Linked DNA regions of Homo sapiens: region 1 is linked to region 2. A link is a contact called in ENCODE Hi-C or POLR2A ChIA-PET data. All regions are on one chromosome and are shown on one strand. Each heading gives the region's core, a stretch centred on a gene start or an enhancer-like site at or near the end of the contact. The rest is flanking DNA. Distances are from core to core; before and after follow the strand shown. Region 1 overlaps ITGBL1 (integrin subunit beta like 1). Region 2 overlaps ITGBL1 (integrin subunit beta like 1).

Region 1 (6,371 bases), core at 2,940-5,439, 44 kb before region 2:
AAGGAAAGTCTCAAGTCTACCATTCATCACTTCCCCACAGTTTTAGCTATTGAGACTGAAGGAAGATTATTCCCTCCCAGGGACTAACCCCTCCACACAAAGAAAACCAGTTCTTTCTGTTGTCAGTGGTTCCTCATTTTTCGGGAAACTCAGGGTGTACTCCCCTAGGGGGTGTGTTGGAGGTCATTTCAGGGGTGCCCACTAGTGTCACTTCTAAAGGCATAATCTCTAATAACCATGAACAAACTCTGCATGGATCCAGCCCAGGTGAGTTCCTGGCCCACCTGGGGGCCCTTTCTTGATCCCAGCCCCCAAGAAAGGAATGTGGTCTCTTTTCCTCCATTATTTCAGAATAGTGTTTCCCATTCCTGGAGTCTGATTCTTCAAATTCTTGTTAGCATTTCTTCCACAGGTTCAGCAATGCCTTCTGTGGAGTACACACCTCCTGAACCCCTTAAATGGTCATGCCAATGAGAGCCTCACCACTCCCTGACCCTGAGTACAAACAGTCCAAGGAATAGAGGGTTAGGAAAGATGTGTACAACACTAAGTGCACAACCATATTTTTTCAGGAGATCCAGATCCTTTTGCCTCAATCTTAATTTTACCTCCCTAAATTTCACAGTATAGGAAAACTTGGAGGACTTTAAAATTGATTACCCCATATTTCTTTTACCAAATATGACATCTGGCTGGTGGAACACAGCACTTGCTTCAAATTTTGTGTGAGTTTGAACAAACCACTATCAGATTAATGCCATTTTATTGGGTACACATAAAATAAGTTCCCAAGAGCACTGCGTTTGAATTAGAGGGAGGAAATTGTTGGAGGGCACAATCTGTAGATGGAGAGGCATAATGGAAAAACACTAAGGAACAATCCAATACATCTTGCCTCATTCTCTCTTGTCTCCAAGGGAATGACTGATGTAGAAAGAAACATCCTAAATCTTTCTTTTTTTCTTCCTGGAACGAGGCACATGAGAATTTAGGGGAAAAGGGCCTCTGGCATTCTTACTGGTAACATTTCCTTTGCATTATGTTTGGATAATGTATAATCATTGTAGAAGCAAAGACTGTGGTTTACTCATATCTCTCATAATTGCCAAACAAGGCATTAAATATTCAGAGTTAGCAATAAAAGTAATTTAATTAGTAAATGTATGAACCAGCCTACCTGTCCCCAAGTAAACAGAGCAACCATATAACTAGCAGTTTTTGAGAATAAATTTGCAGGCCAGGAGAATAAAATTAATTTAGAATGTTATCTCATATACCTAAGAGACCATTCTGAATCTTTCAGATGGAAAAGATTTGACATATGCCAGGCACACCATAATGCTTGTTGAATAAGTGAATAAATAAATGAAGGACTAGGCACCAAGATAATGATCTCTTTTGAAGAAAGAGAGTGAGAACAAACTTAGGATGGGACACAGGGCTCCAGCATGGCCACAGACTAATTTCTTAGCCTGAGTAGTAAATGTAAGAATTCAACCTTCTGATAACTTATTATATCACACATGGTCCTATGTGGTTTCCTTAATGTGTGTTTTATTTAACGAAGCAAATGTTTTAAATTGGAAAATAAAAAATAATAATGTGCATAAAATTAAAGACTTAAGGTTTAAGCTATCAAAGAGCATTAGTTGTTTTTTTTAAGTGTGTACTTATATCTATGATATCCATTAATCCCTAAATTAGGGTGTCTGCTTGGGGGCCAATACACATTCTTATTTTTTGTTTTGTTTGTATCCCACTTTCTTTCAACGATGAGGCTCACCCAAAAATGCCCTTTCAGGTGAGAGGGAAGCCTCTGGGGAAAAGGAACTGGCTTACATTCAACCTTCTGGTCCCCAATTTCTCCATCTTTGTGATAAAGGATTCCCAAAAATTCAACCATGAGCCACTTCAGGAAGCTGGTTAGGGAGCACATGTTATACCTGTCCTAGTCTGCTCACCACTGATCCAAAAGTTTATCTGTTAGGACAGACCTTGGAGATGTGCTGACCTTATGGGAACACAACAATCAACATTATAGTATATTCCATAGAACAAAACTGACCTTGCTGGGGAGTAGAGCCTAAGGTCATGTAGCCCTTACAGATCTTTCTATCAAAAAGTAGGAGTGGTGAGGGAGTTTAAGGGCTATCATGGGGCATTACAATTCTCTGGAACACTGTGGTTTCCTTGCTGGGTAATATCTAAGAGTCATTTTTCTTTTTTACGACATTGTATTTTTGTTTACTGTAATCATTGTATTTAAAGTGTTGTTGAGGATGTCAGTGTCAGCTGCATTCTCGAAAGGAAAGCTCTTCCTTGGTTTTGCCTGGAAATTGAATTCACAGGGCACTGCATGCCAGGACTCCCATTCCACTGGGTTCCTGGGAGCCAGCAGATAAGCTGGCAGAATAAGTCTAGCCACACCAACAGTAGATAACAGGACAGTCACTCTCCATACTATGGTCAACCATTACTGCAAGGATTCTGCAGAGGAGTGTGATTCAGGGAATTCTGGAAGCCTGGGCCACCAAAGATAGATCAGGAAATATGGGAGGAATTCTTACCATCTCTTCATTTCACCCTTCCTTTCCTGAAGAAAGGTCATCAGATTTAAGCCAGATTGCCTGCCAATCATCAATTAAGCCAAATAGCAGGAGCCAAAAGGTGAACCACCCATCAAACTAAACTCTACCCATTGTGAAGCAGAGGAGACACACAGTAGTAATCAGAATAACAACCACTAAGTTATATATCCCTTTACTGTTTTAAAATAATTGTCATTATTATTTCATTTACTGTCAGGAGGAAGCAGGAAGAGCAATTAGGTTAGATGAACTGTGAGTACATTCAGCTAGGTAATGAAGTTGGGATAGGATTCCAAGTTTAATTTGCTTTTGTCCTGAAATGGTTCAAAGGCACCCTCAGACTGGATGTTGCAGTAGACTCTGATATTTCATCTAGACTCAAGCCTCACAAAGGACTTACATGTGTATCCAAATAGTTTTCATTGTTATTATATTTAGAAAAACAGTCTGCTTAAAGGCTGTAAAATGCTACTTCCCACCAGGATGCCCTTCTGCATCTATGACTGACTTACATGAAAGTGCAGGAAAAATGCAACTGAATGGTTACTAACCAACCCAATATCAGAGAAGGGGCAGTTTCCTTTACCAATGGGTAAATCTGCTCGAGTTCTTTCTTTTTCTGAGAAATTCAGGAGGATTCATTAGTAAATGATTTTTAAATTCATGTAATTTGAAAGAATAATAATCTCTGAAGAATTTTGTAGCAGTTGGTTAATATTCAGAAAGAACATTTCGCTCCTGAGAAGAAAGGATTCACACAGATATAATAATATAGCATAATGAACCTCATTGACAAAGAGCAACATGACATTTTTAACTTGGCAATGCTTTAATTGCATCCTTATAAATGAAACTTTCATTTCCAATATCAGTCAGCAGGAATTTCACTACATTAAACTCTGTTATAAATGGGAATCCAATGGACTCCACTCATAACTATTCAAGAAAACAATTTATAAAGAGATACTGCATAATATATTTTATTGGACTTTTTTTTTCTGGCTTGTTGGAGCAGGCAATGATCAAAAATGATCCTCAACATGAGGAATTAAACAAAGTGTATTCTGGATTTACTGTCTTTATCCTTAGGTGTTATTTTGTGAGACCACAGAAAATGCAAGGGTCGAGTGGCCAGTTTTAATAAGACAAACTGATGGTGGAAGATAAACCTATGGCCTTCAGTGGGGGAAGGCATCAGATGAAAGGAGTGGTGACAGGCCCAAGGCCAGCCAGTGGCCACACCTGGAAAGCCACACTGAGGTCCAGGAGGTTGAAGAGCCAGTGGAAGGAGGCTGACGCAGCAGAAGGCAGGAATGTCCTCCATCTCAGGGGCAAATTAGGGGACACAGGCATCTAAGCCCTGAGCCATCTCTTATTTCTTGTTTCTCTTTTCCCCAATTATTTTTATGAAACATTTTAAATACAGAAATCTCTCTCCTTTTTTAAAGTCAGAGTAATCCAGTAAAGATTCCTATGGGGATATCTGATTATAAATAGAAAAATCAATTGCCAAAGTCTTCTATGTGACTCACACTAAAGGGACAGGGGAAGCATGAGGCATTTATTTGCCCAAGCAAGAAGTAGCAACTCTAGATCACTTCTCTTGTTCTCTTTGCTCCAGTTCCAAAAGTGAGTCAGGGCATTTTATAGTGAAAGTCAAAGTCGGGAGAAACGAACTTAAGGAGAAGAATATCTGAGTGCTAGCAAACAATTTTCTTTCTCCATATAAAACCATAAAAACTTCTACTGCCTTCTACTGTAAGGCAATCTCTGCAGCCATCTATGCTGCTGATACAATATATTTTGTACTGAGTACCTCTATGTAATTGCAGTGTAAAGACATGAGGGAGGGGTTGACAGAATTAAAGAAAAGTAGAAGCCAAAGCAGAAATATCCAGCAACACCTGGTCTTTGATAACTAGGATAAAGTTTGTAAAGCATAAGAAAAGTATATGTGGCAAATGCAGGAGTCTGAAGCTGCATTTTATTTTATTATTTTTGCAGATAGCCAGGAAACAAGCAGCATGAACTTAGAGCACAGATAACACAAGGCAAAATTGTGCCTGAAGAGGACATTCAGAAACTGATATGGTTTGGCTGTGTCCCCACCCAAATGTCACATTCAGTTGTAGCTCCCCTAATTCCCATGAGTTGTGAGAGGGAGATAATTGAATCATGGGGGCAGGTTCCCCCATACTGTTCTAGTGGTAGTGAATAAGTCTCATGAGATCTGATGGTTTTATAAGGGGCTTGGTTCTCATTTCTTTCCTTGCCCACTGCCATGTAAGACGTGCCTTTTCTCTTCCACCATGACTGCGAGGCCTCCCCAGCCACATGGAACTGTGAGTCCATGAAATCTGTTTCTCTGTATAAATTACCCAGACTCAGGTACGTCTTTATCAGCAGCCTAAAAACAGGCTAACACAGAAACCTAGGTAAAATCCCCATCTGCGGCCGTTCATGCTATTAGGCTCTAGGAGAAAGGACTGGAGGTTTAAGCTGAGTAATACATCATACACCTATATATAAGTATACAACTGAACAAATTATTTAGGTCATCTGTATATTTTTTAAACTGAATGCTTGATGACATTTAACCTCTTCCTATTTTTTCTTCATAAAATCATAAAGCCTTGAACAAAAATTACTTGAATTCTAAATTAACCCTACTATAGATCTCTAGATGTAAGCTGACAAAAGTATCACCCCTTACCATCTGTCTTGGATAAACAAATCACAGGTACTAACTTAAATACAGAAGAACAATTATAATGTGTATATGTATTTATGATTAAAAATATGCCACATATTTCTACTCTAAGACAAATCATTATGGAAGATTATTTTAACAGTCTTGGATGTACATCTTATTTGAGAAGTTAAAAATAAAAAGCTTGTTCACATCTGCAAGGGAAATACATTCTCATCAGGCCATATGGAAAGTAAGGCTACTCACTGGGATTTCAAAGGAAATGTAAGTTTGAAGTGGAGACAACTCCCAATAGAAGCTATATGAGGTCTCGGATACAGAACATTTTTTTTTGGTACAAAATTTAAAAAAAAGAAAAAGTGCAACAAAAATTTAAAGTGAAGGGTCAGATATATTAAGATGTGCATACCAGGAGTACCAAATCATAAAACTGAATGGAAAACCTTACTGAGTGAAATCCCAACACAGAACCAGACACTACTATTGGAAAAACATCCTGATCAGACAAAATCTCCCCCAACCTCGGCTGGAACTGTAGACGTATTAAACTGTGTGGAAGGAACATTCATCTTTGAATCCAAGAGCAGAGAATGTTGTAGTGGCCCGAAAAGGTAAAAAAAAAAAAAATTATCAGCTTAATTACTGTACTGAGAAGAGACAAAATATTTGCTTGAAGAGCCCCTCCACATCAGAGTTAAAATCTTCCCTACAAACCATTTGGTCATCATCTGGAGAGACTGCCCTTAAGGAGCGTGACATGGTCACTTGGGGAGTAAGGACCGAGAGCTTCCATCTCAGGAAGACAAGTACCACTAGAGACAGTGAGCACCTTTGCTCAGGAACTCCTGGTGGCCAACTTAAATTAAAACACACCAAGTGGAATCAAAACTTGTCTTTCGTTTCCAGCTTCACTTTTTCACTACTTTGCTCAATTACGTAGAACTTTTCAGACTCTGCCTCCATGGTTTACATGTCCTGGTCCAACGAAACAGGAAAAATTGACATTGCAATTACATATTTTGAGGATGGCATACGGACTGTGGGGTGAGTAGAAGGGAAAAGAAAATGTCATC
Region 2 (6,372 bases), core at 2,832-5,331:
AAAAAGACTAGTAAAGAAAAAGCCTGAGTAAATCCACAAGTAGGCTTGGAGGGAGATCGTTCAACAATCTAAGAAAAATGCAATTGGAAGGGAAAGGCAAGTCGAACAGTCCTCAGGCAGCCTCAAGAGCCAGGAAGTCCAGTTCTCATGAATAACCACATATAATTCCCATACTACTTACTTCGTAGTATAAAAGTCAAATATCTTCAAGAAAAAAAATTACTAATTTTTACATATTAAAAATGTTTCAATGTATTCTAATTATTTTAATTGTTATATTGTTAATATTTGAACACATAAATCAATGTTTATAAGAATGGCTTATATTTATTTTTTATATTTATTTCTTATTTATTTGAAACAGGGCCTCCCTCTGTTGCTCAGGCTGCAGTGCGGTGGCATGATCATGGCTCACTGCAACCTATGCCTCCTGGGCTCAAGCCATCCTCCCCTCTCAGCCTCCCTAGTAGCTGGGACTACAGGTGTGCACCATGCCCAGCTAATTTTTGTATCTTTTGTAGAGACAGAGTTTCACCATGTTCCCCAGGCTGGTCTCAGACTCCTGAGATCAAGCCATCCCAGCTACCTCAGCCTCCCAAAGTGCTGGGATTACAGGTGTGAGCCACCACACCCAGCTAAGGATGGCGTATAGTCTGAATAAATGTAGAAGTATATAAAGGATATGAATATTAAATAAATTTATACATACATACATAAAATCATGCTCAATGTCACACAGAATAGAAGGTTCTTCATATCCATAAGGATACTGTTACAGAAAAAGGCACTAAATATCAGGTAAATTAAAAACCTGGCTCAAGGTTAACAACATAAACAAGTTAACCCACGTTAACAATTCAGACAAGATTCCCATCCTGCCCCAAACGTGGTGGCCAATGAAATCAGAATCTCTTTCTGCTAGCATTAATTTTTCATTTTATATCAATTCCACTTAAAAATGAGAGTTCTTTTAAAAGAACTTTAAGTCATGGATTTGGTTATCTGGTTCTTTCCTGTGATTTCTTGACTCCATCAGTTCCATCACACTTCTGATCTCGCAGACTTAAAAACCCAGCATGAGTTTTAATTCATCTTACTCATCCTTGGACACTAATTCATATTGATTTTACTTTTAAATGGCCTTTAAAAAAATAATAATTCTGTTCTTATTGCCTCTCCCGTGGAGTTCCTCCCCATTGGTTCTCTACTTTAACTTGCCATGCTTTTGGGCACCATACGGTCGGGCCTCCATATCTGTGGGCTCCTCATTGGCAGATTAAAACTATTCAGAAAATAAAAAAGTGTAGTACAAAATAATACAACTAACATACAGTATAACAACTATTTACATAGCATTTACATTGCATGAGGTATTATATGTAATCAAGAGATGATTTAAAGTTTACTAGAGGATGTGTATAGGTTACATGCAAATACTACACCATTTTATATGAGAGACTGGAACATCCTTGGTATCCACTGGTGGGGGAGGCTCCCTAGAACTAATTCCCAGCAGATATCAAGGAATGACTGTATTTCTTTCCATAAATCAGAGCACTAATGATCACTCCTATATTTGGACTCTTAATAGCTCTTATATGCTGTTTAATCAAGAACAAACTCTCTACAATATGATCAACTGTAATTCTCAACATATCTTTTATTACTTTCCTTACAGCTCTAAGATCCAGCCAAGCCAACCCTTGTAGCCCTATTTCCCAAACATCCACATGTTTTTCTGCTTCTACACTTTTGCTTAAGATTTTCCTTACTCAGAATTCCAACAGTCCACTTTTTGGATTAAAAAATCTCCCAGTACTCAAGTGCTTATGTCAAATGCTACCTCTTTCTCAAGAACTTTTAGCCATAATATATAACCCCTGGCTCAATGGAGCCCTCATAAAAATTTGTACAGATGATATTTTGCATTACATTATAGATATCTGGTATTTCTCTGTGTCTCCCTACTCAATGGTAAGCTGCCTTCTATCCCTCATCTTTACACTCCCTTCAACAGGACAGAGCCTAGAAAATATGCAGTGCTTCATAAGTGTTGCTAAATTGAATTCAATTAGCTCTTCCTAAATTACTAAAACTGAAACTCTTTAAGTGACATATTTCAACAGCAATTTCAAAAGATTTCTAAGAAAACAATACATTATTTAAGTGTCATTGTAGCTGGTCATGGGGTCAACCAGGAATGCTTTAGAAATATCAACTGAAAGTTTCTTTCCATGCAATCAAACATTTTGCCATTCTTTCTTTTTTTCTTTCCTTTTTTGTGATGGAGTGTCGTTCTGTCACTCAGGCTGGAGTGCAATGGCGCAATCTTGGCTCACTGCAACCTCTGCCTCCTGGGTTCAAGCAATTCTCCTGCCTCAGCCTCCCGAGTAGCTGGGACTACAAGGCGCACACCATCACACCCAGCTAATTTTTGTATATTTAGTAGAGACAGGGTTTCACCATTCTACCAAAATTATTTTACCCCTTAATAGACCATCACATCCATAGGAACACTCACTTGGCTGGATCTTTATGCTATAAAAGTCTGTGGAAGATGCATGTGCCACGAACAAGTGGACACTGGAAGAAACAGACTTCTAATGGAGGGAACCTAATCACTTTCAACCAGCGCAAACTATAATAAGTATGGTTCTTATGATTCACAGTATAATAATCCCAATGGACTTAACTTTAAAAGGGCATAGTGTATCTAATACAGCTGCCCTGAGGCTGGGCCAAAATAGTTATCCCTACTTGACTTTTTGGGCCTTGAATCAGTAACAGACCCAGACTACATGAAGAGAAGTAAATTGCTCTCACTGCATTAAATGCCCAACAAACACTGGGCCAGCTATCTATCTACCCATCTGTCATCTCCATCCACCCATCCTTCCATCCATACTAGCCCACTTGTTATGCATCATTGTAATAATATTATGTATATATACATTTTAATATGTACTGAGCACTTACTTCATGTCAGACACTAGTCTAAGTATTTTACATATGTTAAACCTTACAACAGCTCTATAAGTTAGGTACTGTTATTCCCATTTTACAGATGAAGAAATCAAGGCTCAGAATGTTTAAGTAACTGCCCAAGTTCATACAGCTATTAAGTAATAGGACTAGGATTTGAATCCTGGAAATTGTCTCCCAGAGTCCACACTTTTTTTTTGAGACAGCGTCTCATTCTTGTTTCCTAGGCTAGAGTGCAACGGCATCATCTCAGCTCACTGCAACCTCTGCCTGCCGGGTTCAAGCGATTCTCCTGCCTCAGCCTTCCAAGTAGCTGGGATTACAGGCACATGCCACCAAGCCCAGCTAATTTTTGTGTTTTTTAGTAGGGATGGTGTTTCACCATGTTCTCCAGGCTAGTCTTGAATCCTGACCTCAGGTAATCCACCTGCTTCAGGCTTCCAAAGTGCTAGGATTATAGGCATGAACCACCACACCCAGCCCAGAGCCCACACTTTTAATCACTCCATGATATAGTACTATAAGAGAAGGATTTTGTTTTCTTCTTAGAAGTTGGAGAGGTCTCCGAAAGTTACTCTATTTCTGGAAAGGACCTACAGGAACTTTCATGGAGGTGAAAGCACAGGGGCACATAAACATAGGAAACCTGCTATATTTCCATATTCCAGTGATACAACTGGAACTATCTCTTAAAAATAAAACTGAGAAGCTAAATTTGAAGCATGGAATACATCGACGGGCTCGCAAGGCAGCCCTAGGTGCTACTTGTAGGGATCTCCGCATGGGCCCCACAAACGTGGTCAGGGCATTTGCGGGGACAGATTCTGCTCAAGGCCCTGTAGAGTAAGTTTTGATGGGCATCAGTCAGCAAGATGAGAATAAAAAATGAACTTCATTATTCCATTCAGTATTAAAATAAAGAGAAGCATTTCATCTTCTACAGAAATGCATGCATAACCAAACAAAACCATGCTTGACTCAGTCCTGCATTTCGTATCAAGAAGGAAGGAATGCAGTGACTAAGATGCTATGAGTAAACAACATATCATTTTCTATGGGAGGGAAAAAGGAATGCTGTCTACCACAGCATTCCTTCTGCATAGTTTCTCGGAGAAAAGCACCAGCCTAGGTTCTTCAACAGGGAAAGTGAATCTGACGACACTCACAACTTTCACCAGTTAAAGGCTGCATCTTACCTCTTACTTCTCTAATAAAACAAGAGAAAAAGCCCTGGAAAATTTGTTCAAAATTCATGATATTGAAGAGGGCTTGCCAGAGGCCATAGGTCAGAGAAGCCAAGTAACAGTCAAATTTGGAATGAAATATTAGGCGGTAACTTAGCTTTCATTCCAAAGGGCTACCCTTAATTATACTGCGGTTTGTAGGACTGCGAAGTTAAATAACAAGTTGTGGCATCCAATATTTTAATTTTATTTATTAATTTATTTATTGAGATGAAGTCTCGCTCTGTTGCCCAGGCTGGAGTGCAGTGGCATGATCTTGGCTCTCTGCAACCTCTGCCTCCCAGGTTCAAGCAATTCTGCCTCGGCCTCCCAAGTAGCTGGGATTACAGGCACATGCCACGACGCCCAGCTAATTTTTGTATTTTTAGTAGAGACTGGGTTTCAGCAAGTTGGCGAGGCTGGTCTTGAACTCCTGACCTCAAGTGATTCACCTGCCTCGGCCTCCCAAAGTGCTGGGATTACAGGTGTGAGCCACCCCACCCAGCATTCAGTATTTTTAAAGAGTTGATCCACAGCCTTCACAGGGAAAACAAATCAAGTAGATGCACCTGCGCCCCTCCAAATTTCTTCTATGACTATTTTTTGCATTGCCAAGCAGCCTGCATATTAAGTAACTTATACACTACTGGGCCCAGGTTCCGAGAAAAAAATATTTTGCTATAAACTCATTCTTGATCTTTCTATGTTAGTGTTGGCTGTCTTATTATTCTTAGCTACATTGAGGGTAAAATAAGTGGCTGGTTTTTCCTACAAATTTGCCAAACCCTGGCTGGAATGCATTGTGTTGTGCTTTCACTAATGGAGTTCTGTGTCACTCACAAGGCACTAATTGAGGCTCTTGGCCTTAAGTAAAACGACACAGGTAAAGAGGTTAAGGGTGTTCTCTGGGAAGGAATTTTTTGACCCTTTCCAATATCAGAACCTGAATCACTCCTTAAAAATGTGCAAGGGAAATGAATGTATTTTCACTCCACCCTCAGAAAATACCAAGTTTCATTGCAACTCAAAAATTCAAGCAGCTAGAACAATGCAAGAACAGTCATTCTAAGTAAATATGTGCCCGTTTACTTTTTTCCTTGTTACAGTTTTCTGATATGCACTCCTGCCTGTGAACTATATTCTAATAATGAGAGGGCAAATCAGGCTTCAAAGACAAAACCTGCCTCCCTAGAATGGAGGAAAATAATACATTCCCCCTCCCACTGTTTCCTATGTAAAATAAAATACAGGCCTAAGATCTACAAATATTATCATTAACATTCTTGATAGGGATAGGAGAACCCAGTAAAATAACTCCATTTGTGAGGACATTGGGGAATTTAGTCTATAATGAGGAACTTTAGAGGCAAGTGAGATTTTAGAATTAAGCAAATGACGGCCAGGTGCAGTGGCTCACGCCTGTAATCCCAACACTTTGGGAAGCTCAGGAGGGAGGATAGCTTGATTCCAGGAGTTGGGGGGGGGGGGGGGGACCAGCCAGGGCAACATAGCAAGATCCCAACTTTAAAAAATCATAATTACAATAAAATATATAATTAAGTGAATGAATTTTTAAAACTTTACTTCCATTCAAGTTCAGAGCCTGGGGGATAAAAGTGTTGTGATAAATGATGCCAGAATTAACTAGCCAAAGTGTGACAATCGCAGTAACTTAATTGGTGCTTATGTGAAGGGAGGCGTGTCCCCACCCTTCACTCTTCTAGGGAGTGGCAGAAATCCCAGAAGAGGAGTTTCGACCTCCCGAGGGAGGAGACAGCGCCGCCCTCTTACCTGCACAGGTGCTCCCGTCGTAGGTCTCGCACACCCACTCATGGCACTCACACAGGGGCCCGAAGAACATGCCCGGCTCAGTCACGTGGCAGATGCAGACGCCGCAGTCGCAGCGGCCCCGGCCGTGGCACAGCGCGGCCCCCGGGGGCTGCCCAGGTGCGCGGCAGCGTCGCTCCGACTCGGCCCGGGACAGCCTGCAGGCGGCGCCCGGCCAGCTCCTGCGCGGGCGACAAGCAACCGGCAGGCCGGGTCAGACGCGGACGCCGCCCCCTGCTCCGAACCCACGTTTCCTCCCCAGTGTCCCCTCCAGGTGCAGACGTACAACCCCAAGAACAGGACGCCTGAGGCCCACATCTCTCTGGGGTCCAAGCGCTGC

What was found. Hi-C counts contacts between places; a loop is a spot of excess contacts on that map. ChIA-PET counts read pairs that join two places held with the same protein, here RNA polymerase II (POLR2A). Pooled maps may share reads with other maps.
Region 1: a loop to region 2 is called in a map of PC-3, with 6 times the contacts of the local background. The contact joins two enhancer-like sites. A Hi-C loop is called at or near these places in 5 of 168 maps with a recorded cell type or tissue (PC-3, PC-9, ascending aorta and 2 more) and 4 of 50 pooled maps. POLR2A ChIA-PET finds 5 or more read pairs at or near these places in 3 of 52 experiments (AG04449, K562 and Panc1).

Annotation. Positions count from the first base shown.
Region 1 is chr13:101,497,414-101,503,784 of GRCh38, reverse strand. The region is part of intron 2 of ITGBL1 (integrin subunit beta like 1); the gene reads right to left. Among named protein-coding and RNA genes, the nearest start is that of ITGBL1, 48 kb to the right of the region's middle. Within about 2 kb of position 4,189, at least 2 of the 41 ENCODE cell types and tissues checked have a DNase peak (open chromatin) inside an H3K27ac peak, as active enhancers do; they include PC-3 and PC-9, where a contact is called at or near this core.
Region 2 is chr13:101,453,725-101,460,096 of GRCh38, reverse strand. ITGBL1 (integrin subunit beta like 1) reads right to left here. Exons shown (of 11, transcript NM_004791.3): 2 at 5,997-6,214. Among named protein-coding and RNA genes, the nearest start is that of ITGBL1, 4.2 kb to the right of the region's middle. Within about 2 kb of position 4,081, at least 5 of the 41 ENCODE cell types and tissues checked have a DNase peak (open chromatin) inside an H3K27ac peak, as active enhancers do; they include PC-3 and PC-9, where a contact is called at or near this core.